2 separate regions of the Homo sapiens genome follow, and region 2 is linked to region 1. Evidence: chromatin loops called from intact Hi-C (ENCODE). Cell type or tissue: endothelial cell of umbilical vein. All regions are shown on one strand. Each heading gives the region's core, and the rest is flanking DNA. Links, peaks and the distances in the headings are about the cores only. Region 1 has its middle 60 kb from the start of AREG. Region 2 overlaps AREG (amphiregulin).

Region 1 (4,403 bases), core at 69-4,068:
TAAATTACAGAAATGTATTTCTGCAGTTCTCAAGGCTGAGAAGTCCAAGATTAAGATGCTAGCAAATTTGGTGTCTGGTGAGATCACCAAATTCTGGGTTCATAGATGATGCTCTTTATTCTGTCCTCGCATGATGTAAGAGGTGAGGAATCTATCTTGGGCCTCTTTTATAAGGACACTAATTCCATTCATGAGGACTCTGCCATTTATAACCTAATCACCTCCCAAAAGCACCACCTCCTAATACCATCACTTTGGGGGTTGGGATTTCAACATATGAATTTTGGGGGTACAAAAATATCCCGACTATAGCCTTCTACCCCTGGAACCCCAAAGTTCATTTTATTTTCACGTGTGAGAGAGATTTATTTTATCCCAATAGCCCCGACAGTTTTAAGTGACACCAGCATCAACTCAAAAATTTAAAGTCTCATATAAATATCATCTAAATCTGATATGGGTAATATTCAAGATAGAATTCATCCTAAGGCAAATAGCTCCCCAGCTCTGAACCTGTGAATTCAAACATGTTATGTGCTTCCAAAATACAACTGTGGGACAGGGCATAGGACAGAAATTCCCATCCAAAAGGGAGAGACATGAAAAAAAGAAAGAAAGAAATGACATCTCCCAGGCAGGTCTAAAATCCAACAGCACATGCAACATTAAATCTTGAGGCTTCAGAATAATCTTCTTTGATCCAATACTCTACCCTCTATACTCATTGGGACAGAGGTCTCACGTTCTGGACCCACTGAGTGGAAGTTCTGTTCCTGCAGCTTTTCTGTGCAAGGTTGGGCCCCCATGGGTTTGGGAGGCTCTTCCCCACAGCTGTGAGACATGCCTCAGCTTTCATGGATTGGAGTTATATGCCTGCAGCTCTCTCAAGCTGGAATTACATACTGGTGGATCTGCTTGTCTGGGGTCATGAAGGCAACCCCACTCCAACGACTCAGCTTTTCACTGAATGAGATGGTACTTTGGGGAAGATATGAGATAATTCATTGCATCAGGACCTGAGATGGTGTGTAGGAAGACTTCTCCAGGGATGCTGACCAAGGTCCATTTCCTCTTTTCCCTACCAATCCTGAAAGAATAACACTCTTTATGCTTGTCATTACATTGTTAGTCATGACACACAGAGAGTAGTTACAATGAGCCATGGGAAATGACGCATTCACTTCTTTGATGGAGGCACTTCTGCCTTTCTAGTCCCACTTCCTGCAGTGTCCAACTCTTACTGCATGTAGTGATAGAACTAAATGACCTCTATTTTATCAGAAATGCCACACCTTTCTAGCTATATGCACCTTTGCATGCAGTTCCCTACACCTTTATTTTTTCTCATTTGAATAATTTTCTTTCATAATTCTAGACAAATTTTAGTTGCCCTCTGTACTAGGTAGCTTTCCCTCTGTTAAATGACCCTGCTAAGTTAACTAATATAAATGCCTTTTGTTATAGTTGCCATAGTAACTTTAAATTTACTGTGTGCTCATCTGCCTTTAGATTGTAAGTTTCTAAAGAGCACAGATCATATTTTTATTTGCTTTTGTACTCCAGAAATTAAAATAGTGCCTAACACATAGTTTATGCTCAATACATACTTTTTGATCTGAACTAAACCACTAGTCCTGATATGTAACTTGTCTCTCAGCTTTAGAATTCCACCTTAAATTGCAACTTCTGAGAAGCAGAAAGGACATTGTCTGGTAGATGGCTCAGGGCCAACCAAAATATTTAACTCTGTGGTAATTATAATGCTGAAAACACAGCACATAATTTCCATAGGTTTTTTTTTTTTACTTTATTCATCCGCTTGAAAAATGCATATTGAAGAACATAGGGGAAAACTTCAATGGCATTGGTCTGGGCAAAGTTTTTTGGATATGATCTCAAAAGCACAGGCAACAAAAGCAAAATAGACAAATGGGATTATATCAAACTAAAAACTTCTGCACAGAACACACATACATACACACACACAAACACATATATACACACACACACCCACTTCAGAGTGAAGAGACCACTTATAGAATGGAAGAAAATATTTGTAAACCACACATCTAGTAAGGGGTTAATATTCTTTCAGTGACACAATGGGCTGACTATTGTTAACAATAATTTATTGTATATTTCAAAATAAATAAGAGTGGAATTGGAATGTTCGTAACACAAAGAAATGTTAAATGCTTGATGTGATGAATATCCCAGTTACCCCGATTTGATCATTATGTATTGTATGTTTGGGTCAGAATTTCACATGTACCTCCAAAACATGTACAACTATTATGTGACCATAATAATTAAAAATAAAGCAACTTGATAGCAAGAAAAAAAAATCCCATTTAAACATGGGCATAAGACCTGAATAGACATTTCTCCAAAGAAGATATACAGATGCCCAACAGGTATATGGAAAAATGCTCAACATCACTAATCACCAGGGAAACATAAATTAAAGTCACAATGGGATATCACCTCATACCCGTAGGAATGGCTCTTGTCAAAAAGAGAAAGACAAATGTTGGTGGGGATAAAAAGAAAAGGGAACTGTCGCGTACTGTTGGTGGGAATGTAAATTAGTACAGCCATTTTGAAAAACAGTATGGGGTTTTCTTTAAAAACTCAAAATAGAGGGGTCGCTTCCAAGATGGCCAAATAGGAAGAGCTCTGGTCTGCAGCTCCCAGCAAGATCATCGCAGAAGATGGGTGATTTCTGCATTTCCAACTGAAGTACCTGGTTCATCTCATTGGGACTGGCTGGACAGTGGGTGCAGCCCACAAAGAGTGAGCTGAAGCAGGGTGGGGCATCATCTCACCCAGGAAGTGCAAGGGATCAGGGGATTTCCCTTTCCTATCCAAGAGAAGCCATGACAGACTGTACCTGGAGAAATGGTACACTCCTGACCAAATACTGCACTTTCCCACAGTCTTAGCAACAAGCAGACCAGGAGATACCCTCCTGTGCCTGACTCGGCAGGTCCCATGCCCATGAAGCCTTGCTCACTGCTAGCACAGCAGTCTGAAATCAACCTGCGAGGCTGCAGCTTGACAGGGGGAGGGGCATCCGCCATTGCTGACGCTTCAGTAGCTCACAGTGTAAACAAAGAGGCCAGGAAGCACAAACTTGGCAGAGCTCACCACAACTCAGTAAGGCTTACTGCCTCTATAGAGGCACTTGTAGGGGCAGGGCATAGTAGAAAAAAGGACAGCAGACAGCTTCTACAGACTTAAATGTCCCTGTCTGACAGCTCTGAAGAGAGCAGTGGTTCTCTCAGCATGGCATTTGAGCTCCAAAAACAGACAGACTGCCTCCTCAAGCAGGTCCCTGAACCCCGTGTAGCCTGACTGGGAATCACCTCTCCAATAGGAGTCAACAGACACCTCAAACAGGCAGGTGTCCCTCTGGGACAAAACTTCCAGACGAAGGATCAGGCAGCAATATTTGCTGTTCTGCAGCCTCTGCTGGTGATACCCAGGCAAACAGGGTCTGGAGTGGACCTCCAGCAAACTTCAACAGACCTGCAGCTGAGGGGTCTGACTGTTAGAAGGAAAACTAACAAACAGAAAGGAATAGAATCGATATCAATAAAAAGGACATCCACACCAAAACCCCATCTCTAGGTCACCAACATCAAAGACCAAAGGTAGATAAAACCACAAAGATGAGGAGAAACCAGAGCAGAAAAGCTGAAAATTCCAAAAAACAGAGCACTTCTTCTCCTCCAAGGGATCACAGCTCCTCACCAGCAAGGGAACAAAACTGGACGGAGAATGAGTTTGACAAGGTGACAGAAGTAGGCTTCAGAAGGTCAGTAATAACAAACTTCTCTGAGCTAAAGAAGCATGTTCTAAACCAACATAAAGAAGATAAAAACCTTGAAAGAAGGTTAGATGAATGGCTAACTAGAATAAACAGTGTAGAGAAGACCTTAAATTACCTCATGGAGCTGAAAACCATGGCACAAGAACTTCGTGACACATACACAAGCATCAATAGCTGATTCAATCAAGTGGAAGAAAGGATATCAGTGATTGAAGATCAAATTAATGAAACAAAGCAAGAAGACAAGATTAGAGAAAAAAGAGTGAAAAGAAACAAACAAATCCTCCAAGACATATGGGACTATGTGAAAAGACCAAATATACGTTTGATTGGTGTACCTGAAAGTGACTGGGAGAATGGAACCAAGTTAGGAAACACTCTTCAGGATATTATCCAGGAGAACTTCCCTAACCTAGCAAGGAAGGCCAACATTCAAATTCAGGAAATAAAGAGAACACCACAAAGATACTCTTTGAGAAGAGCAACCTCAAGAAACAAGATTGTCAGCTTCACCAAGGTTAAAATGAAGGAAAAAATGTTAAGGGCAGCCAGAAAGCTCGGGTCACCCACA
Region 2 (4,403 bases), core at 94-4,093, 53 kb before region 1:
CCATGGGCTGTAGTTTCCTGACCCCTGGTATAAACCATTATTTTTTGTGCATGCTCCTGCTTGCTCTCTCTCTCTCTCTCTCTCTCTCTCTTTCTTTCTATATATATATGTATGTGTGTGTGTATGCATTTTTTAAAAACTCCTTTAAAAAAGGACCTAAAGGTAATTTTTGCATAATCTTTCACATTGTTTTAACCTCCTCCCCGCTTACCTCCCACAAGCAGCTAGCACATTAAATAATATTGGAATGTATCAACTGCATAACAAATCACTGAACTCATCAGTTGGTCATAAAAGAAACACAAAGAATGACAAGGCGTGTCTTCTTGAACTATCACACCCAAACTAATCTCAACTTGTTCTTATACTAATAGATCCTTAGTTAGAATGCATTCTGTGTCTCATTATTTAAAATACGAGTATATGGCATAACTTTTTTAATGTTGGAATTAAATGGTTCTTTATGATCTGGAGAATAAGCTTAAAACACACCGCACGTTTTTGTGATTATAATTTTTAAATGTGAATTGCTTGCAGATGTCAGCAAGAATATTTCGGTGAACGGTGTGGGGAAAAGTCCATGAAAACTCACAGCATGATTGACAGTAGTTTATCAAAAATTGCATTAGCAGCCATAGCTGCCTTTATGTCTGCTGTGATCCTCACAGCTGTTGCTGTTATTACAGTCCAGTAAGTATGACATAACTTACAAATTCTTAATAAAATAATGGGAGGTTAATTTTTTCAGTATTTCTCTCATACTCTACTCTGGTATTTTAGATGAATTATTATATTGTCACTTGATCTTTGGTTTATATTTTTATATTTTATTGACAAATATCACAGAAAGTGGTCAATGTTTATGACTTGTGGCCACCATTGAAATTTAACATGTAAAGCCCTTTTATAGAAGATCTAGAAATTTTTTGAACTTAAGTAATTGAAGGTTTTATTTCATGTTATTTTTCTACTCATGGTTACTTTAGAATCTCAGAAAATATTTATATCTACTGTGAAATCCTATGCTTCATCAAGCCTCAGGAGCTAATTAAGACCTGTTTATAGGAGGTTCGTAGTATCAGACATACTGCTTTGATACTAAAAACGACAAAGAACTACAAATCATCAGCAGTAAAGAATAGATATGTTTTCTGCTCATATTAGAATGCAAAATTCTGAGTTAGGAATATTATAACATGGTACTAATTTACTTAGAGCTTATGCTTATTTTGTTACTATCGAATATGAGAACTCAATTATTAAAAATAAATTTCCATCATAAGACATGGCATAGCAAGCAAGGACAATTCTATTACTGTTTCACTCCAGCGTATCTTCCCTGTGCTCATAATAACAGATCACACACTTCACTTCATGGCCAGTAAATGTTAGGACTAGACTGTCCCAGGTAGTAGGCACTGATGGGTGCATCAAAATGGCATTGTCTGTCAAACAGAAGTCACTGAATAAGGGAAGTTGGGGGAGGACATGAATGGCTCTGTGATGACTCATGTGCTACTAGAGCTTGGGAAAAGCAAGGGACTCATTCTTCTAATTTTAGGTCTTGGTAAATAACTTTAACAGCTATCCACTTGTGTACATGATCTACCACGACTACCATTCAGGAAACAAGGGGTTATCTTCTGCCATTGTTGACAATTATTTTAAATTTAGATGAGATCATCATAACATGACACATAAAAATTGTTTCATCATGCATATCAAGTTTGATATGTAGCTTAAATTTATTTTGCACACACTAGAATTTGTCCTGGTTTTCTAGTACCTCAAGGCAGATATGCAAAGGTGTTTAGGAGACATACTCTCAGACAAACCATTATTATTTTAAAGGATAGAACAAAACAATCGCTAGTTAAGGAAGATGTTTTGTAATAATTAAACTTGTAATTATTTGACTTGAAATATTTAATCATTTTTTGGGAAAGAATGGATAGATTTTGTTAATGTTAGCACTCTTAAAATTAAGCAGTGGCTTTTTTCCCCGTGTCTCCCATATTCTCCTTGTGTTTGAAACATAAAACAAACACTAAACCTAAGCAAAAGTTGCTGGGTTTGTTTTCATAATTGAGGTGAGTTTTTCCCTCAACTATTACAATAAAAGAAAACTTTTTATGATTTTAATGATAATGTTTTGTGGTGGGTTAAAGACCTCCTAACAACAGGGGGTTTTTATACAACAACAAGAAGTTTTTAAATAATTGAGTTTTTAAAGTGGAAAGCAGCAGTAAATTAAACTAGAAGGATATATTTTATACCTAGAAATAAATAAAGCTCAACTTGTTTTGTAAGCCTGTTTCAAAAATATTTAATCATTTAATTTGTGCAAGTATAGAGTTCTCCTATGGCAAAACTATACCATCATCTTCTCCAATTGTGCATGGCAGCTGTACTAAGTTCTGCAAAAACAAGACATATGGATGTGTTTCATACCTTCTCAGAATTGGTATATCAAGACACATTTAAATATAAGCCCTCTGGAAATGGATTTATATACAGTCAACATAAATACCCCCTTAGAAATTGGTAATATTTTATAGCCAGGTTTAGGTTTAGTGTCAAGTATAGTGATTGCTGGTCTATCACTACTCATGAAGTGGAACCCCCTCTACTCATAAAAACCCCAATCAAACATATAGATGAATAGAACCTTGATAACATTAGAATGCCTTGTTCTCTGAAGGCTTAGAAGACAATACGTCAGGAAATATGAAGGAGAAGCTGAGGAACGAAAGAAACTTCGACAAGAGAATGGAAATGTACATGCTATAGCATAACTGAAGATAAAATTACAGGTTTGAGTTTTAAAATATATCTTTAGATCATATCCTATAATTTTGAAAAATTTAACACTATATAATCTCAAGAAAAATATGGAATGTGTTCTTAATTATATATACACTATGAACAATGGCTATGTTAAAGTATTATTCTTTGAGTATAAGATGGAATTCAATGTTGAGAATAGACTACGTGTTTAATAAGTATTATTAGGGATATAAATATAAGAGACACTGGTCCAGTTCTCAAAGAAGTTATTGTTTAGTAGATAGGAAAAAAATGTAAGAAACCAGAATACTAGGGATGTAAAATAAATGTCATGAGAAAGGAACCAATGGAGTATGAGAAGTTTCCAGTGAAAAACAGAAAGAATCCAGTAGAATTTATTTAGGGAAGAGGAAAAGATGTGTTCGGGGTGGCCTTGGAAGTGAACGTTGAAGGACTAGTGAGATTGGTTCAAGAAACTGTGAAGGGAAAGAAAGGGTTATACTGAGAAATGGAAGAGATAATTTTAGAAACTTGTGAAAAATGGCTTAATCTAAATGAGTGTTAGGGGAGATACAGTTGTGATGATAGGTTGAGCTCACATGGTGGAGAGCCACAGTTGCGGGTGCTTGCACTGATAATGTGAGGGCATGGAGACAGACAATAGGTTGAATGCTCTTTTTTTACAAAAGGAAGTAGAAAGGGAGGGGGATGTAAATTTGATAAATAGGTTGGTGAAAACTTATATTTTCTTGTAAAGAGAGAGAACTGAGCATGTTGTAGGTATAAGGTAAAAAGGCGTGAAGAGGAATATTTCGTTGATAATGAAAGTGAGCAGCTAGGGAAGAAAACTCCCAGAGGAAGAGGGAGGCAAGGAAATCAAGAACACACTTAAAGTTTGTCAGAAGAAGGAACTTTATTTCCTTAAACATTCAAGAAAGATGATGTCATTTCAGTTATTGATTGTCTAACTTCAGTAGGTTTAAGAGTTACTTGAGGGCTGGGCACAGTGGCTCAGGCCTGTAATCCCAGCACTTTGGGAGGCTGAGGTGGGCGGATCACCTGAGGTCAGGAGTGCAAGACCAGCCTGGCCAACATGGTGAAACCTTTTCTAAATATACAAAATTTTCTAAAAATACAAAAAATTAGCTGGGTGTGGTGGTGAATGTCTATAGTCCCAGCTACTTGAGAGGCTGAGGCAGTAGAATTGCTTGAACTGCAAGGCAGAGGTTGCAGTAAGCCAAGATCGCGCCATTGCACTCCAACCTGGGCAACAAGAGCGAAACTCCATCTTAAAAAAAAAAAAAAAAAAGAATTACTTGAGATGCTTGTTGAATATGCATATTCCTAAGCCCAGCCCTAAATCTACTGAATCAGAATTCTATTTTTAATGTACACTCCAGATGGTTCTGATACTTGAACAACGCTATATTTAGCATTGGTTAAGTACAGATATTTTGTTTTTAGCCTATTGCAGAATTAGCTCAATAATTCATAAAATGGGTAATTATTCATACCAATGCTAAACTCAGTATTTATTACATCAAAATTTTTAATGTATTGGCTAATTTTGGTAAAGCTAAGACCACCAGTGTGAATAAGGATGGATTTTTGGTTAT

What was found. Peaks named below come from ENCODE experiments on the same cell type or tissue, not always from the same donor. Only the 100,000 strongest peaks of a DNase experiment are listed, where the experiment ranks them.
Region 2: a loop joins it to region 1, with 5 times the contacts of the local background. A loop is called at or near these places in 4 of 110 quality-filtered maps.

What each region holds. Positions count from the first base shown.
Region 1 is chr4:74,502,682-74,507,084 of GRCh38, forward strand. No RefSeq gene overlaps it. Among named protein-coding and RNA genes, the nearest start is that of AREG, 60 kb to the left of the region's middle. RefSeq lists an enhancer at 480-1,679. In endothelial cell of umbilical vein, for the core only: no CTCF peak of the experiment used is centred there; DNase peaks (open chromatin) are centred at 1,150, 1,730 and 3,090; H3K27ac peaks cover 2,317 bases.
Region 2 is chr4:74,449,843-74,454,245 of GRCh38, forward strand. It overlaps AREG (amphiregulin), which reads left to right. Exons shown (of 6, transcript NM_001657.4): 4 at 538-690; 5 at 2,702-2,813. The coding sequence ends at 2,795. Among named protein-coding and RNA genes, the nearest start is that of AREG, 6.9 kb to the left of the region's middle. In endothelial cell of umbilical vein, for the core only: no CTCF peak of the experiment used is centred there; a DNase peak (open chromatin) is centred at 1,649; H3K27ac peaks cover 258 bases.